Regions from separate parts of the Homo sapiens genome. Here region 2 is linked to region 1. A link is a loop called in an ENCODE intact Hi-C map of the cell type or tissue named here. Cell type or tissue: GM12878. All regions are shown on one strand. Each heading gives the region's core, and the rest is flanking DNA. Links, peaks and the distances in the headings are about the cores only. Region 1 overlaps TRIM29 (tripartite motif containing 29). Region 2 overlaps USP2-AS1 (USP2 antisense RNA 1).

Region 1 (15,365 bases), core at 2,752-10,751:
CAGTGTCAGGTCACATTATGGCAGGAACAGGACCTAGGTGAGAGCTAAAGGAGCCTGTGGCTGGCTGAAGGGAGAAGGGATGCACAGGGGACTCGCTTGTTCCAGCCATCTGAGCAATCTCACGCTTGGTTAGCTCTGCAAGTGACACTACTTCAGAGCTGGCCCATCGTGGCCCCATAGCTAACCTAACCACGGTATCTGAGACTCCAATTCCAGGCTGTGAGGCCTGGATAGACTTGGAGAGCACTGGGGAGGAGGAGCACATCACCGTATGAGCCTCTGCCACTCCCACTGAGGCAAGAGTGAGCACTGAGTCCCGGCCAACCCCTGCAGACAGCTAGAGCTTCACCTCTGTCTCCAGGAAGCATCATCTCTGGGCCCCGGTATGATGGCCTGCACTTGAGAATTCAGGCTGGACAGGACAGGCTAGGATTGCCCTCTCCAGCCTCCAGGATTGAGACCTTAGCATTCCAGAGCCAAGACCCCCAGCTGTGTTTTGGAGGCAGAGGAAATTCAATCTGACACATGGAGGACTGAGGGCCATCAGTTCAAGCAGTGCCTGCAATCAGTGTTACATTGAAGAGACTTGAGAGCCCGGTTTACTGTCAGGACGACCTGAGCTTAAATCCTGTCTCTGCAAGTTACTTCACTGCCCTGGCCTCAACTAGTATGTCTGTAAAATGAAGACACTGACGCTGACCTTGCTCATCAGGTTGTTATAAGAATTAAATGAGGCCAGGCACAGTGGCTCATGCCTGTAATCCCAGCACTTTGGGAGGCCGAGGTGGGCGGATCACGAGGTCAAGAGATCAAGACCTCCTGGCCAACTTGGTGAAACGCTGTCTCTACTAAAACTACAAAAATTAGCCAGGCATGGTGGTGTGCGCCTGTAGTCCCAGCTACTTGGGAGGCTGAGGCAGGAGAATCGCTTGAACCTGGGAGGTGGAGGTTGCAGTGAGCCGAGATCGCGCCATTGCAATCCAGCCTGGCAAGAGAGTAAGACTCCTTCAAAAAAAAAAAAAAAAAAAAAAAAGCATTAAATGAGTTATTCAAGCCTATCCCAAAAGGTTAAATGATTCTGTGACATTCTTAAAATGACAAAATTATAGAAACAGAGATTCATGGTTGCCAGGGGTCAGAAAAGAAGAGAAAGGGGGAAAGTGCCTATGAAGAGACAACAGGAGAGATCCTTGTGGTGACGGAACAGTCTGCATCTTGACTGTGTCAGCGTCTATTTCCTGGTCATGATCTTGTACTATAGTTTTGCAAGATGTTAATATTGGGGGAAACTGGGCAAAGGGCACACTGGATCTCTATTATTTCTTACAACTGCATGTGAATCTACAGTGATCTCAAAATAAGAAGTTTCATTTTTAAAAAAACAGAGTTATTTAAATAATGTTGGGTGAAAGGAAGCATCTGTAACATTAGCTGTTCTTGCTCCCCATCCCTGGGTTGCTCTGCGAGCTGATGTGGCCTGGGAACCTGCATCCTGTGAAACCCTCACAACACTGGGGAAGGGGCTGGAGAGAAGAGCCTGACCGTATGTTTAGCAGCTTTTATTTCTGTGCCTGCCTTGAGTGCTTAATAAATGCAGGAGGGAGGTAGGGAGTGAATGAGTGAGTGAATGAATGAATGAATATTACAGCAAGTGAACTCTCAATCTCTCAGGAAATGAAATGGCCTTAAAGCAAGAGGCACTTGGGATGGATGCAGGAACCATCTTGCAGCCCTAGATTGGCCAGCCCACCCAGCCCCTGCTTTGCCTCGTCTGCCCCAGCTGCATTCCTTGTCGGGGGCAGGCTGCGTGCCTTCGAGGACAGCAGAGTGACGCACTTTAATTAGTGCAAGAGTAAATTACATTGGACGAAGAGAGTCCCAACTTCTCCCGACGGCGCGGGGAAAATAGAAGCCTAGCATTTTCAATTTAAGGTTTAGTTAGATAATGCCTATTGGTGCCAGTAGATTACAGAGTGGATATTAAATCCTGCAGGATTTGGAATCGGAGCATACAAGACGAATCCATAAGTAGGGGAAGCAGCCGGAAGGGGCTGGCCCGCTGTCCTCAGCTAGCAAGAGCACCTCTCTGGGAAGCAGCAGCCTGCACAGAACTAGGGTGCCCACAGCGGCTTCAGAGGGATAGCTGAGGGCTGAAATTCTAGGGGCTGGAACTACTTTCCTGCCTGGCTCCCTGAACCAAGGTTTCCTATGTTATGAATGGGAAGACTAACACCCAAAGGCACCACAGGTTTTGGCAGTCAGAATAGAAACCCACACTTCAATCTCATCCAAACCTTCCCTCCCTTCTCCACCCAGTCAACTCTTATGCTACCTTCGAAACAGCTCAAGAATCTCTTCCTCCAGGAAGCCCTTTCTAACTACCCACTTGGATTCCTCTGTGAGCCCAGAGGACTCCAGGCTTCCTCTGGCATTGAACTCACCAATGATGATTATAATCACGGACATACCTCTCTTCCTCTCCCCTCACTCTTTTGAAAGGTGTGAGCATGGCCTGCTCTCTCACACCCTTGCTCCCAGGCACAGAGGGGCACCCACTAAACATGTGCTGCACAGATGGGGTTTCCATCGTGTTTGTATTTATTTTCCAACAGTTGATGCATTTTGAACATGTGATACATTCACAGCCTTCAAGACTCAAGAGGTACAAAGGGGTCCACGGGGAAAGTCTCCCTCCCGCCCTACCTTGCAGCTCTCCAGCTCCTCCCTAGGAGTAGCCAGTTCCTTGTACACCCATCCAGGAGGCTTTATCCTCATGCAAGCAAATGTGGATGTGCGTTTCTTCCTTTCTCAAGAAAATAGCGGCTACGTCACACATTATTCCCACGTCACTATCTTCACTCCACAACCTGTCTTAAAGACTTCTTTTTCACTACATGGAGGAGGACTTTGTGTTCCCAGGCGTCCTGGAGCCAGACCCTGCTACTTCAGGAGCGGGAGGCTGTGGGGCAGGGGGCTGGAAGGATGGGCTCCCAAGTCCTGCTTTTCCATCAGGGTGTGCAGTGTTGACTGGCATCTTAAGATGCCTCTGTGGCATACCTGGACCAGCAGGCTAGGAGCGGCCAAAATAAGCAGCCTCGGAAGTGTGGACACAGGGCCTGGGAGCCTTGGCCCGAGCCCACAGGACAACTGTAAGCCCCATCAGACTTCCTGGGGGGCAGGATAACGTTTCTGGCAGGCTCAGCTCGAAGGCTCGGGCTCAGTGGAGGAAGCTAGAGAAGCTTATTAGTTTAAGCAGGATAAAATGTGTAAATTAATTACCCCGGCCACCCATGCATGTAGCGGCTGGTCTGCCACTGGGAGGAGAAGAATTAGCCTCCACTCCTCCTGCAGTCTGGCTTTCCTGCCAGATGCAGCCCAGAGGACCCATGACTGCATGGCCACCAGGGAAGGAGGGACCCAGACACCAGAGCCAGGTGGCCTCGAGGAGCTAAGCAGGCCCTCCCTGAAATGCCAGGGATTAGATTCTGCCATCACCACCAGCAACAAAAGCAGCAGTCAGGGAAGAAGTGCCTGAGGCAGGGAAAGGACCCTGTGTCCTGCTCTCCACCATGCATCAGGCACCTATTTATCAAGTGATGATGCACCAGGCACTGTGAAACACTTACTTGCCTCCTTTCATTTGATCCTCTTACAAACCCATACGGTCACTATGATTAGCCCTATTTGGCAGATGAGAAAACTGAGGGTAAGGAAGCGTAAGTAGCTTCTTCTATTGACCCAGCCAAGTCAGGTCAGGTACAGAGTGGCACATTGCCTCTCTCAGAGAGGCACAGACAGAGGATGATCTCTGGGACTGTATCATCCCCCAAGAGTGTTCCCTGCTTCCACACCCACCTCATGGCAGTTCCGCCCCCCTCAGCCCATGGCAGCTGTGCTGCAGTCTCCCTCTCTGGCATTAGTGCTCCTGCAACAGGGACCTACTCTCCAACTCCCCTCCTCCACTCACTGGCCCTTAGCTCTCAACTGTTTCCTAAACCCTGCATCCTCTGCACATCCTGCTTGTGTCTTTGCTTGCTCCTGCACCTGCAATGCCACCAGCGTCTCCACCTGCCACAGTCGGTCCCATCAATGATGTCTCAAGCCACCAGTATAGCGCACCTGGGCCTCCACTCTTGCTTCACCTCGGTTCATTCCTGAGTCCTCTTCTTAGAGCACTGATCTGATTACTCACCCTCCCATGGAGGTGGTCACTGTGTTTACGGTAAAGCTCAGCCCCTATGTAGCCCGGCATGATCCTGCCCTGCCTTTCTCACACATGCAGAACTCACTCAGGTCCCCCCAGATCTTCTCAACTCACTCTCAGCACAGCTGTCCCCTCCTCAGGGGACATGCCTCCTCATCACCGTTTTGGGCCCTGCACGCTCTGATCACCTTCTGGATCAGCTCACAGGCCCAGTCTTGTGAATTCATGCAGAGAGGCAGCTTGTGTCTCCTATATCTTGTGCTTAGATCTTGGTCCAACACAAAAATCTGAATGAATGCAGGCCTCCCCCGAGCCACGCCTCCATTCCTGCTCCTCATCAGGTATCTGTGCACCTCTCTCCCCCCTAGGCCTGTACAATGCCCCCAGTCTTGGGCTCAGGTCACCTAGTGCAGTCCCCACTCCAGGCAGGTCCACACCTGAACCATCAAAGACCCACACCTCACCCTCAAAGAATATGCCGCCTCCTTCTCAGACAAGCTCTCAGGGCTCCACCTTCCACAGCCAGATCTGAATCCTGCAAGTTACCAATCCGTAACAGGGTTTGCAGCCCCTCAATTCAGCCAGTTCAGGATCTTAACATGATAATGGGACCAACCTCAGAAAAATGCAGAATTTGCTAACCAGAGCCAACCTCAAGGCCAACGAGGAAACACGTTATATGTCCACTTGGGATGAATGTATTGATAACGATAAGCCCGGCCAAAGACCTCTCCTCCCTCCCTCACCTGGCTCCCTGTCCTTCCTGGGGAGCTTCAGGGATCCCAGGCACCATCCTCATCCGCTGGGTTGAGGTCACCCATCCACTGCCACATCTTGCAAGAGAGTCTGTTGGTTCCCAAGTTTCCTCACCCCCTCCCCACTCCTTTGCCTCTTCTTAGCCTCTGCCTTGGCAAGGTGATGAATTAGGAGCCAGGAGTTGGCACATTCACCAAGCAATTAGTGTTTATCTTCCTTGTTTCTGTGGCTGAACAACAGATCATTTTCAACCTTAATAGTCAATACTCAGAAAGATAAAACTGTCTGGGTCACTCTTGGGAGGTGATTTGAGGGTTTGGTGGGAAAGGGAGGTGGGATATGAGATGGCCCTGCCTCAGCCATCCAGCCCCCGCCCCTCTGGACAGGCATTCCTGGGGTCCCACCTGTTACCCTTCTGACCTCTCTCCATGGTCCATCAGGAGGCAGGGACAAAGGTCCCCATGTCGTAGCCGGGACACGGAAGGGGGACAAGAGTCAAGCAGCTTGGCAGTTCGCAGCCCCTCAGTGTCCCCTCCCCCTTGGACTTTGAGGACTCTGGCTTTCTGTCTCACTCTTCACCAAGAGCTGCCTTGGGTAGAGCCCTGTCCGACTCATGCAAGCCCTCTTTGGGGGCTGCAAAACTGAGCCTTCTGTGCCCACCCAGCCCCCTCCTCAGGCCAGCTACCTGCAGAGGGAACCCAAAGGTGGCACCCACATAAGGGAAGCCTGCCCCTTCTGCAGAATTCCATGCCAGGTTAGGCAAGGTCTGGTGGGGTGAGCAGTAAGCCCCTATCTGCTGCTCAGACCAGGGGACTGCTGTCCTGGGGTCATATATTCTACAGGCTAGGACAGAAGGGCCTACTCAGCTAATACAGAAGTGGGGGAAGGAGGAGAGAGAGAGAGGCTCACCTTGTAGAAGGGCCCTGGGACCCAGTCCTGACGGCCCGGGCTGGGGCAGGAGTTTGGCGCCCACTCACTGCAGTGAAATGCTGTCACCTGCTGGCCGTGCCTCAGAACTGCAGGAGCCCTGGTGCGGGTCCTAGGGCTGGGCCCAGCAGCTTCCACCCTGTGACTCTCCACCAAGTGCAGAAGGCCAAAAAGAGGGGAAATCAAGCTTCATCCCAGGTTGAAATGTCGTCATTGTCTTTGTTGTTAATTCCACAATAATAATAGTATAATCTCTCAACTGTTGGGCCCTTGCTAAACCAGGTTCTTTGCAGTTTTTTGTTGCTCACAGCAGTCCTTTAAGATGTTATCCCCACTGAAGCTCAGACAGAGTGGGCAGCTTGGCCCTGGTCTTACAGCTGATGGGCAGTGCAGCCAGGATTCTGGCCCTGACAGTGTGGCTCCAGCTCCACACAGTGCCCTCAGAAGCCTATGCCTCAGCTCTCCACACAATGAAATGTACCAGGCACCCATTATTGGATGCCTTCCAGCTCCCCTTTTGATTTTTTCACCTTCCTCTCCCACTTCCTCTTCCCAGTTAACTGCTTCTTAGCCTCCAAGGCCCGCCCACGTGCCAGGCACTGTTCTAGGACAACATGATGGAATAACCCCTGCTATCACGGAGTCCACATTCCAGCAGGTCCTGAGGCCCAGAGCAGAGCTCAGAAGCTCCTGCGTCTCCAGCCTTCCCCCGTCCTGGACAGAGAAGGCTTCTCAGATGGGGACCCATGCCCCTGACAGGGTCTAAAGGAAAGGAGAGGCACGGGGCTGGGTACAGGGAGCCTTGGAGATTTGGGAGTCCAACCTGCCTGCCTATCAGCCCAGGTCTGATGGTGGATTCCCAACCTGACACCAAGCTCAATGTTCCTGTCCCTTCCAACCCTCCTTTTGCTGTGGTCTCCACCTCACAGGCTGTTGGAGCTGGGAAAGAACCCCAGAAATGATCCAATGAATACACCTCATTTTGTAGATGGAGAAGGTCAGACCCAGAAAGGGCAAGCAATTAGCCCAGATCACACAGCCAAGCAACAGAGCCTGGATGAGACTCAGGGCTCCCAACTACCCTGCCAGAGCTCCCTGCTGAGCCCCTCTGCTGCCTCCCTCCTCGCTGGTCTGCCAGGGGGCTACCCACACCTCTGAGAATCACCCAACGCCCAGAGCTGGGAGAGGGCAGGAGACAAGGGAGCATGGGCCAGGACTGTCTGGGTCTGAGAGGAACAGAAGTGGATATAGAGCCTTGCCCCCCTCCTTCCTCCCTAATAGGAGGATTAAACCTCCTATTCTCACTCATGCTGGGGACAGAGGCATTCTCAAGAACTGGGAAGAAAGGATTTCCCTGATTGCTTTATAATCACAGCTCAGACGATAATGGACCTGGTGGGGATTGATGGGGAGAGTGTGATGCTCAGCGACGTCCCCGCCCAGTTCCCAGCACAGCCCTGGGCCTCCTGACACAGCGGTCTTCCCAACATCCCACCAGCCAGCCTCTGTGCAGCAGGTGCAGCCCCTGGTGCAGCCCAGGCATGGGACAGGCAAGGGCCTGGCTGCCCCCACAGGGGAATTTAGCCAGACCTGGTGTCCCATCCAGTTCCCCTTCTCTGGAGCTGGTAGGCTTAGGGCAGGGCCTGGAGAACTGGGAGCCTCTCGTGGCCAGGGTCTTTCTGAGAGTCCGGGCATCTCTGGAGCCCAGGAATGGGTCCTTATCACCATCACAACCCCAGGGTCCTCAAGAAGGGCCAGGAGGCTGCAGGGCACGGTGCCCACAGAGGTGGACCTGCTGGGGCACCACGTAGGGAACCAGCACCCAGGGCAGGGGGCTGTAGGGAGCAGCAACTAACCCCAGGGACACTCTGCAGTCCCAGCTCCCAAGGGAGAACACCACCCAGGTGGCCAAAGCATGTGGGTCCAACTTGTGGTCTCTCTTCTTGACAGTGCTGGAAGGTCCTCCATGGACACACTTGGCCCCTTCTCCTTCCTTTCCTTTCTCACCCTTACCCTCCTGTCTCCCCCTTCTCTCTCTTCTCTGCCATTTCTCCCTCACTTTCTCAATCCCAAGAGCCCCTTCGTGGCAAGCCTGGCTGCTTGGCTCCTAAAGCTCCCTGGCCCAGCAGCGTGGAGAGGAGGAAGGAAGAGTGTTGTCCCTCCACGATGGACCAGCAGCCAGCTTGCTTAGGGACTTTTACTAGGACAGAGGGACTGCTCCCCTGATGTCATCAGGCCCCTGGTGGGGAGCAGAGTGAGGAAGAACAGTGAGAACAGAGGGGCCCGGGTGTCCCTGCCACACCAGGAAAAAGAATGTGGTTGTTTGACACCCTCTTCCCTCTCTACCATCATGCCTCCTCCTGGCTTGCTCACCTCTTCCAGGAAGACTTCCCTGACTCTCCTTCCAGGCTTCTCTGAGTTTCCAGGGACTGGAAGGCCTTTTCCCTTTCCTCCGTCCCCCAAGCCCAGGATGATGCTGTCTTCAGGAGCCTGACCCTCCTGCCAGCCTCAAAGGGGAGCTCTCCTTCCCAGAAGGCCCTCTGTGCACTGAGAAGGCCCTCAGGTCTGAAGCCTCCAGTGGACTTCCACTCCAGCCTGCGTCTGAGCACCAGAGTGCTTGGCTCCCAGCCACTTCTGGGCCCTTCTCCCCCTGGGAACTCTAGGGTGGGCCGGCCAGAAGGTCTGAGCATGGCAGAAGGTATTGAGCATATCCCCAGGCCCACACCCCACTGTCATTCTCCCTGTGTTCATTGTTAGCCAAGGCGTGCCTCCCTGAGGCCCAGGTTCCTGCACTGCACCCCCTGTGTCCCAGACAGGGTGAGGGAGGTCAAGGGAGTTTCAAAGGAGCCACGTTTCTGAGAGGAGAGCAGGAAGATGACCGTGCCTTCATCAGAGGGAAAAAGTGCATTCAGAAGAACTGCAGCCTGTTCCTCTGGGGACCCTCAGGGAAATGGTCATTCAATACAAGAGAAGTGACAGACCAATGGTTTATTCCAAAGGGGAAAGCCCAAGCTGGATGTCTCCCTCCCCAACCCCTGCAAGCTGGCCCATCCTTCCAGAGCCCCCATAGGCCTGGGGCTGTTGAGACGGGAGATGTCCCCACTGTGCTGCTCCTGGTTTTGTCTCCTCTCCAATCCTTGAGCACCCTGATATGCAACATGGGGGGTAATCAGAAGGAGGAGGCAGCCTCTGATGGGGCAACGGCTGAGGGTGGGGGCAGTGTGTAAGGCACCTTTTGCGGTCAGCCCAGCCACACTCCATCGCCAGAGAGAATGCCAAAGTGTAGACTGAATGAAATTCTGTAGGCAAATGGTAAATGGTAGCTGGGCCAGTAGCTATTTGCATGGGTGGATTATATCATGTTAAGGGAATTCTTTATCTCAGCAGAGGGAACAGAGGAATATCTTGGCTAAGGTCATCCTGCCAGTCAGGAGAAGCCACCCTCCAGGGACCACAGACTCAAAGTGGCTGTGGTGGAGACCCACCGCCTGGGTAGGGTGATGTCAAGACACTGAGAGGTTTCCATCTGCAGTGGCCAAGGGCTGCAGGTTCTGCCATGCTGGGCATTGATAGGTAGGACGAGAGAGAGCACGTAGGGCCAGTCCTCTGGGAAGCAGGAGGTGGGCCATGTGAATGGGAGATGGGTGGCTGTGCTGTCCAGGCATCTGCTGACAACATTGGGGGATAGGGCCTTGGAGAGAAACGTCTATAGGCCTGGAGACAGCAGGGCGTGGGCGGGAGAGGCAGGCTGATACCATGCGGGTACTCACTGCTAGCCCCCAGATCCAGCCCGAGAGGAGGAGGCTGGCGGGTTAGGGCAGGCCCCAACCTATCTCACCCCTGTGATGGGTTGGCCTCTGAGCACAGGAATGATGGTGACCATCTGAGGTCACAAGGCAGGAAAGGAGTCTGAATGGAGTGTGGCCAGTGGGGAAGTCGGAGAGGCCGGAACTGCCCCCAAGAGGCTGGCAGAGGGCTGCAGAGGGCAGGTGCAGGACCAGGCTCCCTCCCACCCAGACAAGCACAGTAGCTTAGAAGGCAAGAGCAGCAGGGTCAGGAGGAAGAGCAGGGGTGTGGCGCCTCGTTCCTTCCGCCAGGAGCTCATGGGGCTTCGTTGGACCCAATCCCGTTGCCTTTGTTGACGTAGAATGGCCGGTAGTGAGACTGTGGGGGAAACAAGAGTGGTCAGCGAGGCCAGACGACAGATGAGCCTGCTAGCTAGACCCACCCTACCCTAACCTGCCTCAGGAGGCAGCAGTGATCCAAGACCCGACAATTCTAGGGGCCTTTTTGGCCTGATCTGCAAGATTTACCTACCCTGTGATCAGGGGCTGGTCCCTAATGTCAGGATCTCCAGATTGGAATCCTAATTGGAGTCCATTCCCATAGTTAGTGGGTGAGCTTGAACCTCAGCCCCCGCATTACACTGGTCGAAATTTCTCTCCACAGCTCAAGGAGGTTCCTCCAGCGCCACCACAGCTACTATTTATATAGCACTTTCTACTCCACAGAACTTCACAGCACTGTGTCGAGGGCTGTATGTGGATGCACTCATTTAATTTTTACAACCACCCAATTAAATAGATTACTATTATCATATTCAATTTATAGTTGAGCAAACCAAGGCACAGAGAGGCTAGGCAACTTGCCCAAGGTCACTCAGCTGGTAAGCAAGGAGCCAGAATCCAAGCCCCAGCAGGCTGCCTCCAAAACCCACACCCCCAGCTGCCAGTTCTCGGCATCACTTCTCTTATGGTGAGGGCTTCCAGGATTTTCTTTGCCTCTCTCTGCATAAATTTCCCTTACAGAAAGGGTGCAGAGAGGGTAAAGAACTGCCCCAGTCCAACACGGTCCCAGGCTCCCCACAGCCCTTTGCCTCTCTCGTCCTGTTCCTCTTCCCCCAGCCATTGGTACAGGGAGCATCTCTGGAGAGAGAGCCCAGTGACAGCTCTCCCAGCCTTCTCCATGTATTGTATCTCCCAGTAATTTCATGAAATCAGCATGCCCCACCCTGCCCAGATAACTTCATCAGGGCCCTGAGGAGGCAGCCCTCCAGGATGGAGTGGAAGAGCACAGCTTAGCTGCTGCTCACCCACGCAAGCACCATCAGCCCCCGGGGGTCTCAGGAAGAGGATTTGTCCCTGAGCTGGGTCAGAGACTGAGCCCACTCCCATGCCCTGCAGATCCCAATACAGGAGACATCATTTGCCCCTCACACACACACCTCAAGGGTACACTGCCTTTGGCCCTGTCTCTCAGGGAACTGACACCTCCTGGTCAGCTCCTTGCCTTTGTGTGGTCCACAGCAGGACTTGAGGGATGCTCAGACCTTGCTTAAACCACCTATTAAACAAAGGAAGAAACTGAGACCCAGGGAGGGGTAAGAACAGCTACTTACTGGCAAAGCAGAGCCTGGACCAGGTCTCCTGACCCCCAGGGGCCAGCCTGGACCCCAAGCAATTCATAGGGCAAAGTGAACAGATTTGGAAATGGCTGAAGCCTTTCTTTGAGGAAGATTGGGTCAATAATATGGGTTGCAGGTCAATGAATGGCATTGTCTGGTTAAAAGCCTGGAGTGGTAGGTGGGCATCAGGGCAAAATGCTACCTTCACCCTCCCATCCCCTCCCTGGCTTGAGGTCACAGCACATACAGCAGGTGGAAGAGCTGCAAAATCATCCTAATTATGGATGGGAAAACTGAGGCACAAAGGAATCATTTTTCCTCATGCAAAGTCACACAGCAAGTCAATGAGACAGCTGGGGCCAGCCCCCAGGGAAATTGATTCCCAGCTCAGCTTCTCTGCAGCCCAGCGCCTGTCTCCACTCTCCCAGTGCTGGGTGCCTGCTGGACACCAAAACCTTGCTCTGCCAGGGGCCTCAAAGTGCTGATGAGCCTTCTCTTCAGGGCCCCAGGCTCTGAGAGGGTGGAAAAGTATGTAGTAGGGAGGGGAAGGACTGAGTCTAGAACAGAAACCTTCTTTTTTCTCCCCATATCTGCTTTCTGCAGTCCTGCTGTTGCAATGCCCCTGAGTCCAGCTCCAAATTACATACACGATCACTTAGCTCCCATCCCCAGCAATTAAAGATCCTCTCCAATTAAACCAACCCCAGCCATTCTTTGTGGTCCAGGGCAAATCACCTCTCCTGCTCTGACCTCCAATTGCAAGGACAGCAAGAAACAAGGGCTCCGGCCCTGGTTCCAGCAGAGCTCCTGATGCCATCCACATGCCACGGCAGTGGCCGACTCCTGTAGCAGGGCCTAGAATGGACCTTCAGGAGCAAGGCATTCAGGCACATGGGGGCTCTGCATGTGAACTACAGTCCCCGATCACTGAGGTCTCAGTCAGGGTCAGATATGTCAGATCTAACGGGCACTGGGGATCATCTCAGTCCCCACATAATAAAAAGCAAGGAAGAGTCTCAGAGAGGGTATCTAATTCATCCAGGACCCCACCGTCAGCAGGTGGCCTGGACCCCAAAGCCATGCTTCCCTGTCATGCTGCTCTTCTGATATGCCTGGCCTCGGGTCATTAGATATTGACCCTAAATATATCTATTCCCGACTTTCCAGTCTCTCCCACCCCCACATTATCACCCCAATGGCCTCTATGCTGTCAGAACTGGAGAACTGCCCCCAGGGAGGTGGGACCCATCTCTAGGAGGAGGCCTGTCCTCCCACTGGGCTGTTTTACAATCCCAGAGCTGGCAGAACCCAAGCTGCCATTCCACTAGCATAGGCATCCAACAAGCATTTGCCAAATAAAAAAATCAAGGCTGCCCATTTTATAGATCAGAAAACTGAGGTCCAGAGAGTGTATGCTTAGCTAGTCCCCTGCCCATTAGCCCTGGGTCTCTACTACCCTCTGCTGTGTACAGGTATTCAGGCCACTGCTGCCTCCTTCTCCTCCACCCCATGGCCCAGAGAAGTCCTCCCACAGGCCCTGGAACCGATTGCCTCCAGGGAGCCCCCTTCAGTGCCCAGGTCTCTGGATGTGCCCAGGCCCTCCCGGCAGCACTTCCCTTACCAGCATAGTCTGCTTGCCAGATTTCCAAGTCTGGGGCTGGGCCTTGGGGCTTTGGCTCCGCATGAGGGAGGGATAGCCTGGGAAGACAAGAGATTCAGGTCAAAGGGAGCAGCGCTGGTGGTCAGGGGTGCCCGGGCCCAGAGCAGCACAGCTGCCTTCTCCAAAGTGACCACCAAGCATCATCCAGCCCATTACCAAATGCAGCCGTCTGAACACGCGTGCAGCAGCCAGGGTGCCGCAACCGAAAATCCTGGGGAGGCTGGCCAAAGGGAGGAGGCAGCAAAGCAGACAGAAGGAGGAGGAGCCGGCCAGGTGGGCTGGACCAGGCAGCAGGGGAGTGTTGCCCCCACATCCAGCGCAGCATCACACTGCTCTGCAGGGATTTCCACTCACCCACCCCGGAGGTTTACACCACGGGCCCTCCCCTTCCCAGAGCCCAGGAGCGCCACGCATAAGCATGGCCTGCCAGAGTTTCCCGGCAGGAGGCGCTCACTTGGACTCCCCTGTGCTGTTTGGACGATGCTTCCCATTCACGGAGCCCCACTTGTGCCAAGCACTGTGGAAGGGACTTTGTAGATGTCTCCTCACTGAGCCTGGCCCCGTATCTATGAGCTCAGCAGTCTGCCTGAGTTGCACAGCTCATAAGCAGCAAACCAGGTGCTGGGGAGCACCGCAGGCAGGCGGGGGACAGAGTGCCGGAAATCCAAAACCCAAATTCATGTTTTTTTCTCCCTGGCTTTGTGGCCCCTCCCCTGTTTCACTAGCCAGAGACTAGGGCCTAGAGAGGTGCAGGAATCTGTCATTGTGGCCGCCACCCAGGGTTAGGATGGCAAGCCCAAGAGGCCTGGAGCAGGTGCGCTCTCTGAGCTTGGTTGCAAAGATGCTAGTCTAAGACGGGGCCGCCTTGACTCCCTGCGCCTCAGCCCAGACAGACCTGAAAGGAGCTCTGGTTCACAGCACAGTGAAGGCACTCTCAGTGTCAGCCATCAGCCTGCAGGGACGCCTGGGAAGACACAGGCCATGACCTGGATGCTGAGGCCCTCAAGAAATAAGCAGGGTCTGTCCTGGGCCAGATCTCTGTCCAGTGAGAGGCTGCATGCGGTCTGTCTCGGGAAAGCCCCTCTCCTGCCCTGCTCTAAGCGAGGATGAGCAGGTCAGGCTCATGATGAGCACCGCCAGGCTGCCAGTTGGGTTGGCCCTTCCCAGGTTGGCACTGAGCAAGGAGGAGGGGGAGGAGACAGAGCAAAGAACCTGGGTCTCTTCCTGCATCTGAGGGTGGGAGCAGCCTTGGAAAGGGGGGTTCCAGGGATCCTGAGTGGAGATTAAGAGGGGTAATTCAGGCCTCATCTCTCAGTTCCCAGAAAGAAAATCCCATGCCAGCCATGAGAGAGGGGAGAATGGAAACAGGGGTGGGGTCAGGGTGGCCCAAGACACCCGCCTTGTGCAGCAGGCAGAAGTCCAGATAGAGAGTATGCTGGGGTGGCAGGTGGGGCATGCATCCCTCTCCAGGGAGCTCTGGGGAGAAGGGACCGGCACACCCTAGAAGTGGCAGAGAGCCCCCCATGTCCCACCTGCCCCGCTGTGGGAGAGAAAAGGGGAGGGATGGAAAATGGGCAGATACCGGGATTATTTTTAGACAGCCCACTGCGACCCAGTGGTTTGGAAAACTCTGCAGTGGCCTGTCCCAAGGTGGTGAACTGATAAGGGGTTTTCCCAGTGCCTGCTGGGAGAGAGAGAGGCATTAGTGGCACAGCGCTGGTCCCAGAGGGGCCAAAAGGACCCACACCTCATTCTGGGGGCTGCTCTGAATCACACCTGAGAGCGGCCACCTCCCCTGCCAGGTGCTCTGTGGGCCAGGCTTGAGCAGAGAGCAGAAAGGCGCCTGCTAGAAGCCAAACAGGCCAAGGCAAGTCCTGGAGCTCCCCAGGCCCGGATCAGAGCTAAGACATGCCCGGGGCTCCTGCAGGCTGGGACCCTCCACCCATAGTCCTGTCTCCTCCCTCTTGCCGGCAGCTCCAAGAATCCCTGTCCTGGGTATAGTATAGGACCCTGGGCCGGAAGGGACAACTGAGTGATGAGGCCTCAGAGACCACTGTTCAGGGGTCTCTCTGCCCTGCATAGCCCCTTTCCCTCTCCTGAGCCCACCCAATGTGCTGATCTTGACTTCCAGGCCAGATGTTTGGGGTGCCAGAAGAGAGACAGGGTTACTCCCACCACAGCCATTAGAGCTGTCCCTGGGATCTTTCAGGAGATACATGAGGGTCTGGGGCCCATAGCCAGAGTCTGGTTCAAGCCTGCCCCCTCAGGATGCCCCCAACCCCAGGGGACAGGAGGCGTCAATCACTCTGCCTTGTCAGAGTGCTGGGAGCACCACAGGCAGGCGGGGGACAGAGTGCAGGAAAAGAGGATCAGCCTTGGGGGGACTTAGGGTCGTCTGGTCCTGCCTTTCCCAA
Region 2 (15,365 bases), core at 3,180-11,179, 630 kb before region 1:
TGAGAATTAAGGCTAGGTTATAGGAGCAGATGTGGCTAAGGGAATACATGCAGAGGAAAAAGAGAAGAGGCCTGAAATGGAACCCCTAGAAACACCTACATTTATAGGATAGCCTTTAGAGAAGGAGCCTCTCTGAGTTTTCTCATCTGTAAAGTGGGTATAACTATGCAGGCCGTTGTAAGGATTAGAGAAGCTGATGTATATAGTGTTGGTGCTCCATTGATGGGACAGTCACATGCCACTGAACGTCAGGGACACATTCTGAGAAATGCATTATAAGACTGTTTCGTCATTGTGGGGACATCGTAGACTGTGTTCACACAAGCCTAGGTGGTACAGCCTGCTTCGCACCTAGGCCACATGATAGAGCCTGTTGTTTCTAGGATACACACCTGTACAGCATGTGACTGTACTGAACAGTGTAGGTGACTGTAACACAATGGCAAATATTTGGGCATCTAAACACAGAAAAGGTAGAGCAAAAATACGGTATTATAATCTGATGAGATCACCACCCTATGATGTGCACGACTGGGTTTGTAACTATGACATGGTCCGCATCGCTCTTCCTCCTGTGCTACATTGTCTGTTCCAGAGCTATAGCCTGAGGACTGGGCTTCATTGCTGAATGCAGTCCTGTATCCAGACATTTGGTTCTGTTAATGCAGCCCAAAGCTGCACTTGGCTGCTGCTGAGCATGGGGTCAGCCAAGACCCCTGGATCTATGTGAAGCACGCCTTGCACCCAAGAACCCATGAGACCCTCGTCATGGACCAGGCCCCATGGCAGGAGCTAAGGGCAATTCTCAGACCTAGAATCCTCACTTGCCTTTTTCAGGCAAAGACAGGGAATTGATGGGCATCCTGAGCCTCCGTCCTTCAGTGCTCTGGGAGCCCAGGCAGCTGTCAGGAAAGGGACAAGGCCAGGGACTGGGAATGTGGAGGGAAGGGGCAGGTTTGAGGAGATCCTGGGTGATGAGAGAGGGACTCTCCAGGCTAGGGCATAGATGCCCTGGGTCCCCCTATCCCAGCCTCTTACATCTCTCAGTGAAGCCATGTCCGCTGCCCATGACAGGGAGTCTGGCTGTAACCATCTTTTGGAAGCTGGATGCCGGGCTAGTGGCAGTGGTTGGAGCAATGCTACCTCCTAGTGGTCTGATCTGCAAGTGCAGTCAATGGATGTGCCAGAGATCTCAGAGCTGCCCTCTGGGACCCCCACCCCACCTCTCCTGGGGTCACAGACTGCCTTTTGGTCAGCCTGTCTTAGTCTTGTCTGTAGCCACCTGTCAGCCTGCCTCCAGCTGTTTTTACCTCAGCATGTCCCTTCCGTTCTGGCTCATGTTAGCCGTCGCTCTGTGGCATATCTCTCTTACTCTGTCTGCCCTGCTGGCTTGGGCTGTCCGTTCCTCCATGTCTCATTCCATCAGTTTTCACCTCACCCTCTGCTGGGCCCTGGCTCTCTATTCTGCTTCTCACTTGTTTTGGACTTCTCCCTGCCCCCTATACCCTGTCCCTGTGTCCCCGAGCTGGGGTCATGCCTGGGGTCATGTCTGCCCTCTTCTTAACATTGAAGCTGGTTCTTGAGAAATACAGAGGCTTTTCTGCTTTTTCCAGGATGAGTCAGGAACTCCTGGAGTGAGAAGGGCTCAGGCCTCACCCAGCAGTGACCTCAGAGAGGGTGTGCAAGGTCAGAAGAGCCTCCAGCTGAGCTCAGCACTGTGACAACAGACTTTCCAAAATATGCTTAAGGGTCTGGCCGGGGCTGGACATGCTCCAGCAGGTGTCAGGGAAGAAGAATGAGCAAGCTGGCTGAGTCTGAGCCTGGCCCCGCCTAATGTTGTCTCCTCCCTGAAGCCTCCCCTCCCTTCTGTGCTACCACAGTTCTTAGGTCTGTGGCGTCCTGAAGCCACTGGTGCCATGTGATGGTTTGCATTTCAATTAATTAAAATTACATGAAATGAAAGACTCAGTTCCTCAGTCACACTAGCCACATTTCAGATGCTGAATGTCCACACATGGCTAATGGCTGTTGACCATATTGAGTAGCACAGAAGAGAACATTAGCCGCATCACGGAAAGTTCCATTAGTCAGCACCTTCTTAGAATAATCTTTGGAAAACATCCCTTTCTTCTTTTACTTTCCTACCCTCAGAGGGAGGATAGGATCATAATGTGTCCATCTCAGGATCCCTAGGGTCCAGCATGTCACGTTATATACATTTGTTGGCTGGTTGGCTAGATGGATATATGGATGGATGGGTGAAGGGAGGGAGGGAGAGAGGGATGGGTATATGGGTGGATAGATGGGTGGGTAGATAAGTAGATGGATGATGGATGGATGGATATATAGATGAATAGATGGATGGTGGGTGGGTGGGTGGAAAGATGGGTAGGTAGACGAATAGATGGATGAATGATGGATAGTGGGTGGGTGGAAAGATGGGTAGGTAGATGAATAGATGGATGAATGATGGATAATGGATGGATATATAGATGGATGGATATATAGGTGGATGAGTGGGTGGATGAGTGGGTGGATATACGGATGGATGGATGGGTGGATGGGTGGATGGTTGGATAAATGAATGGATAGATGGATGGATGAGTGGATGGATGGTTGGGTGGGTGGCTGGACATGTGGCTGAGTAGATGAATGGATGGATGGATATATGGATGGATGGATGGATAGATGGAAGCTTGAATTCCCAAATTTCTATGCCATGGAAGTCACAGGGGGACCAAGGAAGTGGGCAGAGTTGCCTCTGAACTGGCCAGGTGAGCTGGTCTGTGGAGATGTTGCTCTGCTCCAGGTTCTGCAAATGAACAGAGGGGCTTTGATGACCCTCAGCCTGAAAACTTGAACTTGTGAGTAGCTCTCAGGGGACTTAGAGCTACAAGAGCTTGGGGGTTTCTGCAGGTAAAGCGAAGGACTGAAGGGTCAGCTGTGGGGACTTCCTGTTTCAGGGTGAGCACCTAGCTGTGTCTAGGGTGGAAGTAGCCAAGGTGGCTGGGAGTGGATGAGCTGGAGGAAGGGTAGCCAGATCCAGGCCTCAGGGATGGGCTGTCTGGGCTCACCCTTCTGCAGCTTGAACCCCAAGGAGTGGGGCCAGGTTCTGGGAGAGGGATGGGGCAGCTGCAAGGCTTGAGTCCAGCTCAGTCAAGGGCAGACAGGAGTTGAGGCCAACCTGGGAGGAACCCTTCCCAACACAAACCGTTACCAGCAGCTGGACCTGGACAGCCAGGGCGGTAGTGGTCTGACCCAGAGCAGGAGTCTGATCCAGCAGGAGCAGGAGCTCAGTGGCAGCCTCTGTTCTATCCCCATGGGCTGCTCTCCACTCAGTACTCCGGAAGGCTCCTGAGCAAACTTGCTGCCTTGTTTGGACTGCTCTGAAGGGGAAAGGATCTGCTCATCCCTGGGCGGGAGAGAGGGTGGTGCACGCCACAGTTAATTCAACAGACACTTGCTGAGCACTCACTGGCTGCCAGGCGTGTGTCAGCGCGGGGGGTCTGTGTTGAGGATGCCACAGTCTTGCCCTGGAGAGTACCTGACCCTAGCAGACGTCAGGTGACCCAGAGCCACAGAAGAGCAGAGGAAGGAATGAAGAGGGCGGGACTGTGGCTTCGCAGGGGCACGGCTTGCAGAGGTCAGTGTGCCGATTCTGCAGCCTCACTGTGCAGGTTCCACTTACAGATAGATGGTAGTAGCATCACGGGCAAATTACTTGGCCTTTTGTGACTCCTATTTGTTTGTTTGTGTTTTTGAAATCTACAATGCAGGATAGTAAAGTAATAGTGTGGAACCCATAGAACTGTTGTGAGTTCATTCATGAGAAGTGTTCAGAATGGTGCCTGGTACACAGCAAGCATTATATAAACCCATGCTATTAGCATTACGGAGCTACCTCTCTCCGCTTTGGTTCTACTGGATTGATCAGACACCTTCTTCCCCAGGGAGGTAGCTGGAGGGGAGCAGTGGTGGTGTGAGGGGAGGAGAAAAAGTGGAGGTTTGGGTGCTGCAAGTGTTCCTGCTTTTCTGAACCTCATCCCTTGTCTGGGGGTGAAGAGAGGTGGGCAAAGGGAAAGCCCAGGTGTCAGGACCCGCCATGATCTCCAGGGACCAATGCACAGCATTGTCTGGGCTAGGGAGGATGCTGGCCTTCCAGGGTCCTCTAGTCCAGAGAGGGAAAGAAGCGCAAGAGGGCACAATGAGCTCTTTCCTTTTTATTTTATTTTATTTTATTTTATTTTATTTTTTAGAAAGGGTCTCCTTCTGTTGCCCAGGTTGGAATGCAGTGGTGTGATCACAGCTCACAGCAGCCTCAAACTCTTGGGTTCAAGCGATCCTCCTGCCTCAGCCTCCCAAAGTGCTGGGATTACAGGCATGTGCCACTGAGCTCAGCCTTCTTTCCTGTTTAAATTTCCAAAGCATATATGCTCCATGTTACATGTTCAAAAAGCATAGTTCAAAAAACATAAAAAGCACAAAATGAAAGCCTCCCTCTGAAATCCCTTCTGCCTCATCAACCCCCTCAACCCTTCCTGCAAAACCTAGTTCTTGAGATTAAACACCATTAATAATTTAGAGTGCATCCTTTCCAGGCCTTATGTATATTTTAATAATCTAAACACACACATGCATACATACCATTTTGTATAAAAAGAAAGGAAAGAAAATTATATAATATTACACACATTATTCTGCAACCTGATTTTCCACCCATGATATGCCATGGAAATCCTTTCATGTTAGTACGTCTGGACCACTTCATGGCTTTTACTGCTTCAGAGTATTCTATCGTGTGGATGTATTATAATTTTTAAAAACCACTTACCCAGTAATGGACACTTAGGTGGTTTCCCATCTTTTGAGATTGCTAACAATTCTGCTGTGAGCATCCCTGCATATGCAGCTGTGTCTGCATGCAAGTGTTTCTGAGACTGAATTCCCCAAGAGGAATTGCAGAGTGACAGGGAATGTGCATTTTAAAAGGTGATGGGTAGTAGGTAGGCATATTTTTAGGGTTTGTATCAAACTCCCATGGGAACCCCTGTATGTCCAGAGAGTGGGCGAACCGTGTTATGTGGGGAGCACAATGCTGGTGACCCAGGTCTCCACACTCTCAGGCTGTTGGGCCCACTTGACATGGGACCACTGCCCCCTGCCTCCCAGCACCTTTGCTTCCTTCCCGTGGGCCTGATGCTGCCTGGGAATCCTCCTGAATCTCCATAGCCCATTCATTTCCTCTTGCGGTGACATATCTGTTCTGTCCCTGTGCTCTTCCCTGGAGCCTCCATTTCTACTCTCAGCTGATGATGTCACTTCCTGTCTCACTGAGAAAATAGAAGCCACTGGGAGAGAATGTCCATGGTCCCCACCCCCACACCACACACCTGCTTGCATCTGCCTGGGTCTTCTGCTTCCTTCCTGGGCTGAGGCAACCCCTCCACTCTGTATGACCAGATCTTCAAAAAAATACTATTATTGAGATATAACTCATACTCCATGAAATTAACCCCTTTAAAGTGTACAATTTAGTGCTTTTTAGCGTGTTCACAGAGTTGTGTAACATTTACCGCCACCTAATTCCAGAACATTTTCATCCCCACGGGAAACCCCGTTCCTATTAGCAGTCAGTCCTCATTCCCCCTCCCTGGTCCCTGGAGACCACCGATCTATGCTGTCTCTGAAGAAATCTAGTCTCTCCAGACTCACCTGTTCTAGACATTTCATATAAATGGAGTCACACACCATGTGGTCTTTCGCTACTGGCTTCTTTCACTTGGCATTTTGTACTCACGGCTCATCCATGTTGTAGCCTGTATCAGAACTTTGTTCTTTTTTATGGCTGAATAATATTCCATTGGTCAGTTGATAGACATTGGTGTCGTTTCTACTTTTTGGCTCTTACAGACAATGTTGTTATGAATATTTGTGTGCATGTTTTTGTGTGGTTGTATGTTTCTGGTTCTCTTAGGTACATACTTAGGAGTAGAATTGCTGGGTCATATGGTAACTGCAGGTTTAACTTTTAGAAGAACTGCCAAACTGTTATCCAAAGTGGCTGTATCATTTTACATTCCCACCAGCAGGGCCTGGGGGTTCCAGTTTCTCCCCATTCTTGTGATTGCCTGGTGTTCCATTCTAGCCCTCTGGCGGCTGTGAAGTGCATCTCCTCTGGAAGCACAGTCAGATCTTCTCATCTGCTTGAGGACAGCACTCTCATATTTCTCCCTGACCTCTCCTTCAATACGTTTTTCCCTTTGTACCCCAATCACCCGTCAGCATGGAGGCAAGCTCGTATTTTTTCCCGCCTTGAAAAAACTCTCTTGACTCACGGCCCCTCCAGCTAGCTCCCCATCTCTCTTCTCTCTTTTACAGCAAAATCCCACAAAAGAATTGTCTCAACTTGTCTCTGATTTCTCTCTTTTCATTCTCCTTTGAACATACTCTTGTCAGACTTTTGTCCCCACTCTGACCACAATCAAGGTCACCAGTGACCTCTACATTGCTAACCCCAGGGGACCTTTCTCAGCCCTGACTTAAGGATCAGTGGCTTTTTACGTGGTTGGTCGCTTCCTCCTCTTTTCTGACTTGGGTTCCTGGGAGCCCCCCTTCCTGGTGTCCTCTCTTTCGCTGGCTCCTCCTTCTCATTCTCCCCAATTCCTCAACATCTTCCTGATCTGGAAATGTCAGAGGGCCCTGGGGCTCTCTCCTTGGTCCCTTCGCTCTGCTTTCAGAGTGTCTGATATCTCATCCGGTCTCACTCTGAATGTCACCCAAGTGCTGATGACTTGCGGATTGTAGCTCTAGGCAGGGCCTCTCCTCTGAGCTCCACACTCATTTATCAACAGCCCCCGTGACATTTCACCTGACAACTCTGACCGTCAATTCCCAAACGGAACTCCTGACTTCTCCCATTGAGCCTCAGCAAAAGACAGTACTGGGACAGCTTCTTTCTCTACCTAAGGCCAAGGCCTTGGCATCGTCCTTGACTCCTTTCTCTCTTACACCTGGGAGAATCCTGCCATTTTCACCTCCCCACTGTCTTTGCTACCCCAGGGCCAAGGTGCTTGGAGGTTGCAGTGGACTCCTAACTGATGTCTGTTTCCACCCTTGACCCCACGGTCTGTTCTCAACACAGTGCCCAGAGAGATCCTCTTAAAACACAAGCTAGTTACGCCATCCCCCTGCTCAGAGCCCGGCCATGAAGCCCCATGTCATGGAGGCAAAGCCCTCGCCATGGCCCACAGGGTCCTTCAGGGTCTGCCCCCACCCCTGCCCTCTCCAGCCTCCACATAATCCTCAGGGCCTTTTTCTGTTCTTCAGACCCTCCAGGCAGGCCTCGGGCCTTCGCGCTTGCTGTGCCTGCTCTCTGGGATGCCCTAGCTCAGAAGTCTGCTCAACTCTCTCCTCGTCTCCTCCCAGGCTTTACGCAAATGTCACTGCCTGGGTGAGACCGTGTCTGGCCACTTTGTGTAAAACCACAGCCTCCCTGACACTACTCACCGCTTCCGGCTTTATTTTTCTCCTGGGTGCTCATCCCTCTAATACACCGTCTGTTTTACGTGTTGACCTTACTTATGCATTACCTCTTTCCCCCATTAGGATGTAATCTCTGCAAGGGCAGGGCTTTTAGTCTGTTTCTTCACTACTGTATACCCAACCTCTAACATCACTCCTGTCCCAAGGGAGGTGCTGAGTCAATATTTGCTGGATGCCTGATTCAAGGCCTGCGGTCTGGAAGTTCTCCGATGGTGGAGCGGCCCCTACGGCCACGCCGCGGTCGGCCAGGAGGTGGCGCTGTGACTGCAGAAATGGCGGGCTCCGGCTGCCCGGCCTCTTCTCAGGAATGAATGCACCTGGGACTTCCCGCTTCGGAGGCAACGCGCTGCGGGTGGGGGGCGCGGAGGTACGGCCGTGTGCGCCCCCAGGTCAACCTGCTGCCTTTCTCATCTCTGGCAGGACTCCGGGGAACCTGTGCTTATTTCTGGGCTGGTGAGGGTCACCAACACCACCCTGATCCCAGGCCCGGTGACGTCTGTCCGGGGCAGCCTCTGGAAGCCGAGTGGATTTGGTTGGACGCCCGAGTCTTTCCTGGGCCCTGGGACAGGGGTGAGGTTTCCGTGCCCGCCTGCTCTTGCTCTCAGCCATGGGACCTGTCCTGCCCTGGCCTGCATCCAGCTCTGAGCCTCCTCAGCAGCCAGGAGAGGCCCTCGGCTCAGGGCTCCTCACAGCTGGCTTTTGGAGGTGCCAGCGAGGATGCTGCCGTTCCTGGCCCTGCTACTTGTCGGCTGGGTGACCTTGGGCAAGTGCTGAGCCTCAGTGTTGTCATCTGTTCGATGGGAGAGACACGCCTGCCTTGATGGTAGTGGGGAAGGTTAGATACTTGTAAAATCCCATTTGGTTCTGGGCAGGTGCGGAGCAGGTGCCCTTGGCCAGTGCCAGCTCCCATTGAGGCAGTGGGCAGTGCCAGGGCTGGCTGGGCGTTGGGGTCCGACCCAAGGGGCTGCCCCAGGCCCCGCATGTTCATGCATTCACTCCGACACCTGTGCAACGTGGCTCTCAAGGGCCTGGTGCTGTGTAGGGGATTGGGGGAACCATAGGGATGAAAAAGACTTTGCCCCTGCATTCCAGAAGCTGAGAACTAATGGGAGAGACAGGAATAATCCTACGTGAAACAAAGTTAAATAACAAAGATGAGACAAAGCACAAGAGGTGTGGGCAGGCTGCCGGTGATAAATGCCCAGCGAGCAGGACAGATAGGAAGTGCTTCCAGCCCCGCCAGAGAAGCAGTGGGCTGTGTGGTCCAGGGAGGTCACTGCCAGGCTTGGGGCCAGGAGGCAGGCAGAGGTCATGGCCGTGGCTGTGGAGGTAACCAGCCTGCAATGAGGCCCGCTGCGCCTCTTTCCCCCACTGATGTCCTCTCCCCATGGCCTGGTCTTGGGCTGGTTTCCAGAGGCTGCTCCTGACTGTGATCCAGGGTTCAGGCTTTTGAAAGGAAGGGTGGGCTGGAGGGTGTCTGCCGCCTGCCTGGGACTGGGACTGGGGCTGGCACCAGCCGAGGCCCCCTGGAATCTGACCTGGCCCTTGACCAGAGAAGGTTCCAGGGATGGTGCTGTGCATGGACATCGCAGAGCGGGAAGGTGCCCTGAGCCAAGGGCACCTGGACCCACTGAGCATTGGTTGGGGTGGGGATGGGGGAGCTCGTACCACTGGGATGGGAGGTCCTCCCCTGGGAACAGGGGTCAGTTAGGACACTTCTGCTGGACTCTGAAGATGGGGAGCATGATGACGGACGTCACCACCCTGCCCGCAAAGTCCTAGTGTAACTTCTGGGAAACAAAACTGCCAAGAGCCTGTGAAAGCCGCTACATCTAGGGGATGAGAAAAAATGCAGAGGTCGTGGGCACAGTTTCCTGGTGAGACCTCCAGCACCATGTCCAATCAACCTGTGGCCCACTTTCCTCCAATGCATTTTCCAGGTTATGCCCAGGCAGGAAGCTGTCAGGATCTTGGGTTAGCATGGGATGAGTCTTGGGGAGGGTGGAATGGCTCCAACACCCTCCAACCCTTCGCCTTCACAGACCTGTGGCTACCATCCCTGCCAACATCAGTGCAGTGCCCAGCCTGCAGCCAACTTCCTGTGCCAAATCTTAGACCTGCTGCCTCCACCCTTCTCCCCACCTTCCCCCCTCTTTTACCTTGGTCCTGTCAGTTTCCCCGAGGGGGAGATTGAGACAGCTGGGAAGGACCCAGGAGCCCGGGATGCTTCTCATCACCAGAGATCCTGTCCTGCCAATGCTCGCCCCTCCAAGCAGCTGTCTCTGGGTCTCCTTCTGCCGGGGAAGCTGTCATCTTGGGTGGCCCGGCAGGGCACTGGGCAGAGAGGCCCAGGCTGGTCCTGGAGGGTCTGCTGCCTCTGCCCCTCCCGCCTGTCTGGACTTGGTGCTCAGCTCTGCCCATGTTTCTGGTGTGGCCCAGCTGCCTGCCTGGTACAGAGGACTACTGCTGGGTCTGTGGCTGGGACACGCACCCTCCCTCATGGCACCCTCCCTCATGGCACAAAGCACAGCGAGCGCTCACTTAGATTAATTAATCTGCTGCCCAGCCTGCTCCTCCGACCCGCTTTTTTATTCATGGACAAGCAGCGCTTTCTGCTTTACCAGGACTCAGGCATCAATATTTCATCCTTGCTTCGCATGCCAGCTTCCTGCTCCCTCCCTCCCGCCTCCTGCGGCTCTAGGACCCACAAGGTGCTAGGTCCTGGGGCACACTGGCCGCGCCTGGCTCAGCCTGGATGCCAGGAGGGCCTCTTAGGCCTCTCGACTGCCTTCCATGCACCAGAAGCCTTTCTGAGTCAGCAAGCTGAGGAAGCAAGGCAGAGTGGCTGGGCATGGAGGAGGGGGTCCCAGGAATCTGAGGGGTGTGGGGGGTCCTAGTCTGGGGGAGGCTGGGGCTGGCTGGCCCAGTCCTGCCTTGGTGTTGCTGGGTTGTCAGGATCAGAGCTGAGGGCTGCGAAGTGCCAGGCACAGGTCCTGCACAGAGTCCTTCCCCTTTCCACCACAGTGTCTTGGCCAGTGTTCGTAACCCAGGTCTGTGGAGGGCCTTCTGGAGGGTCATGAGCCCTGGAAACACAAAACCAAATGTGATGTGTGTGCATGTGTGCAAGAGTGAGTGTGTGTGAGTGTGAGTGTGAGAGAGAATGGGGGTGAGGATCCTTGGCTTTCACCAAGTTCTCAGCAGGGTCTATGAGCCATAAACGGTCATAAGCCACGTGATTCTAGGCAGGCCCAGCCTCCTCTTTTTAACATGGAAGGAAGAGAATTAATGGGGTTACTCACCCAGGGAGCCCCAAGGAGTAAGTGTGCGTGGCAATATGGGCGTTATGGGGGTGCAAATACACACCCTTGTGTGTGGGTGTGACTGTGTGTATGTGAGTATGAAAGCACGTATAAATGTATGAGTGTGAATGTGAGGATGCAAAATTGTATGTGTGTGAGCATTTCGAGTGTATGAGGGCGTGTGAGCGGCTGTGTGTGAGAGTGCGTGTGTATGAGTGTGTGTGCATGTGTGAGCATGTGTGTGTGTTGTGTGGTGGCACTGGGGTCACAGACACACATTGCTGTCCTGTGCTGGAGGAGCCCAGCACAGAGCTAATGAGGCAGTGACACCTGGGCGCTGGGGACAGGTTGGGCCTCCCTTCCCAGGCTGGCAGTGCTCACATCTCCGCGGGGGGTCTGTGGTCAGAGGGTGCCAGCTGGGCTGAGATGAAAACTGGGGAACTGCTCTGGCCTGGGCTGTGCTGGGCAGGAGTGGGGACAGGGGTAAGGGGTGTGGGGAGGCAGCTGCAGCAAACTCCCCTTTGCGCTTAGTGTGGAAGCTTCGTGAGGGCACCGTGAAGCACTGCACTCCCCGCCTTTCCTCACACCCTATTCCCCATCAGCCAGGAAGTCCTGCCGCCAACCCTCCAAATACATCCAGAGCCCAACCAAACCCGCCCTGCCTCGGGTCCCTCCATGGCCCCTGCAGTCCCTGCTTAGCACAGAGGCTCCGTCTTGCCTCTGCTCCCAGGAAAGCCAGGCTCTCAACTGCCCGGAGCCCAGACTGCTGCCCTGCAGCCCTCCCCACTGCCTGCACCTCGCTCAGGCGTGCCAGCCATCCCTACCGCACATGCCTGCACACCCGCACACCCACACACTCACACACCTGCACTACCCGCAGGCTCCCCCAGGGGCCTCTGCATTTTTCTTTCCTCACATGGCTGCCTGGCTCCCTCCCTCACCTCCTGCAAGTCTGCTGCCTGACCCTGTCCCTTTTATTTCCCTCCATGGCATGCATGACCTTCTCACACCCCAGCCCATTGCTCGTCTGTGTTATTGCACTGTCTTCTGCCAACACAACAAAAGCTCCCTGAGGGCAGGAATTTTTATGTTTTGTCCACTGATTCATCCTAGAGCAGTGCGCACTGGGAAGGGCTCAACACATATTGGAGGGTAAATGAATGGGTGAATGAATAAATGAATGGATGAATTGCCCATCCCATTCATCAGTGGCCTGTTTGGAACTACCCATGGGGGATGTATTTTTTTCCTCAGGCTTAAGGGCTAATAAAACCTTAGCTGTGTTGAAAAGCTGGTGTTCATTCATCAATGATTCGATATAGTTACTGTGCACCTACTGTGTGCTGGGCACTGTCCTCGCTGCTGGTAGAGGGTAATGAACACGCAAGTAAACACCACTCCTTTCTCCCAGGGAGCGTTTGTCTCTTGGATTCTGAGGACCTTGTCACTGCTTTCCTTTCTGTGGTCACTGCCCCCATGTTCAGAGCCAATTTTCTGAAATGTTCTGAGTACAAAAACATCCCCTCTGATCTCACCTCATTATTCTATGCTTCTTCTCCCTGTGTCTTGGTTGTTTTTGACAGAAAAGGGAAATTCATGACGAGCATGTGGAGCCCTTGGTGGCCCAGTGCAGGCCTGGGGAGCTGCCGGGTTGAGGCGCCTTGTTTCTCTCTGGAACCTCTCGGTCGCTAGCTCTGTCCCTTCACTCTGTCTCTGGGTCTTTGGCCACTGCCTCCTCCTTTCCTCCCTTCCTGGACCTTGCTTTCCCTCTCACTTTGGCGTGAAGATGAGGCCCCACCAGTCTTGGCTTTGATTGAACATCATCCATTTATGTGTTACATCTTATCATATTATATGCATACTTTTACATGATTTTCAAAATCTTTAGGGCAGCAAAATATGCCTAAATGACTGCTTATTAGGATGCATGCCCAGTGCAACCGTGTGTGTTAGGGGAGGGGGGTAGGCGCTGGCTCTGTCTGGAGAATTCCCCCCTCCCCAGTACAGATGGAACATATCCTGGAGAAGAAGCTTGAGGTGACAGAAGTCTTGCATTACAGGGGAGGTCCCTTGCTGCTGCTGCCCCGATAGACCCCTTGGTTAACAGTCCATGTGACTTGCTCAGCCACAGCCTAGCATTGCTGGGTCTAGATACACTCTTGTTGACAGGTTGGTGAACCTGTCATCTCCTGGTTAGCTCTCCCCTCCCTGGCCCCGTCAGCCAGGCTTGAACTTCCTGGTCTCATTCCCAAGTGATGTCACTGGTCCTTTTGTCCTTGGCTCCCTGTGACTGTCCAGTGGCTGAGGTGACCCTGCAATCTGAAGCTTGGTGCCAGGAAAAGGGATGGATGGGGGTAAGGGAAACAAGGGCAACTGGCACAGAGAGCCAGAGATGGGACACACTCAAGAGGGAGATTGGGAGGCTCCGGGGTGGGGTGGGAGGAACCAGGAGACTAACAGCCAAGCAGCCCTGTGTCCCAGGGTACCCAGTCCACACCCCCTCCTTCAGCACCACAGCCTTGAACAGCATGGACTATAGGTGTTATGTTGGGTGTCGGGGGAGAGGGGTGTGATAGACAGAGAAGGTGATTTTGACCTGAAAGTCAGGGCAGAGACATCCCCATCCTCACTGTGGGTCCTGGGTCTGGGGTTCTTATTCTGACAATTAGCCCCCCATTTATTCCTTGTCCCACAACTCCCACAAGGTACATTCTGGTTCAGGAAGAGGAGTCAGTGGGAGGAGAAGTAGCTCCCTCGGTGTCGTGGCTGAGGCTGTAAGGGGCAGAGGCTAACTAGTCACATGCCTTTGAATGCCTTAAGCCACCTCTCTGTGCCTCAGCTTTTCCATCTGCACACTGGAGATGATAACAGTACCTGTCTTAGAGGATGGTAAGTATTAAATGAGTTAACAAGAGAAAGAATTTAGCAGAGTCCTGCACATAGTCAGCCACAGCATCAGAGTGGCTAGCAAATGACAATAATAGTGGCTAACCTGTGCAGGCTAACTGTGTGCAGGTTAGCACACAGCCTGCACAAGTTGGCCACTATTATTGTCATTTGAGGAATTCTAGAAGCTCTCCTCAACCCCGTGTCTCCTCCACACATGCACAGCCTGAAATTCCTCCTGCACTTATCTCTTGGGGTGATAATTGTATTAGTCCATTTTCATACTGCTATAAAGAACTGTCCAAGACTGGGTAATTTATAAAGGAAAGAGGCTTAACTGCCTCACAGTTCCGCATGGCTGGGGAGGCCTCAGGAAACTTACAATCGTGGTGGAAGGTGAAGGGGAAGCAAGCACCTTCTTCACAAGGTGGCAGGAAGAAGAAGCTCAGCCAAGGGGAAGAGCCCCTTATAAAACCATCAGATCTCATAAGAACTCATTATCATGATACCAGCATGGGGGAAACTGATCCCACTATTCAGTTACCTCCACCTGTTTTCTCCTTGACATGTGGGGATTACGGGGATTACAATTCAAGATGAGATTTGGGTGGGGACACAAAGCCTAACCATATCAATAGTTCTTCAAAGGTACCTTTAACAAAACTCAGACTAGCACCTGACAACACAGTGTGAACAGGGTTAAGAACAGGGATTTGAGGTCTCGGCCGCTGTGTGCCTTTAGGCAGTTCCATGGCCTCCCTGAGCTTTGATCCCTTCTCTTTAGATGAAATGACAATAGACTCTCCTGGAAGATTCTTGTGAAGACAAAATGAGATTACACACTTAAGCACTCAGCACAGGGCATGGCACGGCATGAGTGGTCAGCAAACAGCAGCCTGCACTCTTTACAAGGCGCCTGCACCTGCATCATCCCATCTGATCCTGGCCCCAACTCTGGAGGTGGCCTCACTTCTGGGTGAGACGACTGAAGCAGAGAGAGCAGTGGCATTCTGAGCAGGGCTGGAGCTCGGGCCCCCTGACTCAGGCTGGTGCTTTCTTGAAGGGGTGACCTTCAGAGGCCTGGCACAGGTGGCATAGATGGAGCATTAGATGTCCTGGATGTCTTGCCTCTGACCTGAGACCTGTAGGGACCTGGAGGCAATGGAGGACATTCCTGGAGGGAGAGGGGCATCAGGAGACAAAGTGAGGCTCCTACTTCACAGGTTTGCCTGACTCTCTCTAGCCACAGGCTCCCCCTGTCCCCCAAGTCTGCCCTCTCCTGCAGCTCCCCGGACCTGGCCTCTGGGCTTATGGAGCCCTGGAGTACAGCCTGTCCGCAGGAATGGAGCCGGTGCTGCCCTAGCCCAGCTGATGCCTTCAGGCCTCTGCAGACCTCAGGAGGGAGAAAGGCTGACCAACGAGGGGGTCCGCTTTCTACTGTTCTCATTTTTTACTGAAATTGCAAGAGAGAGAGGTGGGGGAGGGGCAAGACAAGTAAAAAATAGTCTCATTTGGACTGAGCAGGGGAGAAAGCAATTTCCTTCTGAAATCTCTTCCTGATTCTTGAAGGATGTAATTTGGAAATGTCCTGGTGGCTCTGGCTGGAGTGTGGGCCAGACCACCCATAAGGCATGGAGT

What was found. Hi-C counts contacts between places; a loop is a spot of excess contacts. Peaks named below come from ENCODE experiments on the same cell type or tissue, not always from the same donor. Only the 100,000 strongest peaks of a DNase experiment are listed, where the experiment ranks them.
Region 2: it touches region 1 in a loop (7-fold over the local background); 89 of 110 quality-filtered maps call a loop at or near these places.

What each region holds. Positions count from the first base shown.
Region 1 is chr11:120,102,426-120,117,790 of GRCh38, forward strand. It overlaps TRIM29 (tripartite motif containing 29), which reads right to left. Exons shown (of 9, transcript NM_012101.4): 8 at 12,913-12,989; 9 at 8,861-10,051. The coding sequence ends at 9,989. Among named protein-coding and RNA genes, the nearest start is that of TRIM29, 28 kb to the right of the region's middle. RefSeq lists an enhancer at 6,022-6,071. In GM12878, for the core only: a CTCF peak has its summit at 5,961 (motif pointing left); no DNase peak of the experiment used is centred there; H3K27me3 peaks cover 966 bases.
Region 2 is chr11:119,473,747-119,489,111 of GRCh38, forward strand. All of the region lies in intron 3 of USP2-AS1 (USP2 antisense RNA 1), which reads left to right. Among named protein-coding and RNA genes, the nearest start is that of THY1, 58 kb to the left of the region's middle. RefSeq lists enhancers at 1-172, 1,552-1,846, 2,866-3,367, 3,368-3,867. In GM12878, for the core only: CTCF peaks have their summits at 6,167 (motif pointing left) and 7,787 (motif pointing right); a DNase peak (open chromatin) is centred at 7,635; H3K27me3 peaks cover 120 bases.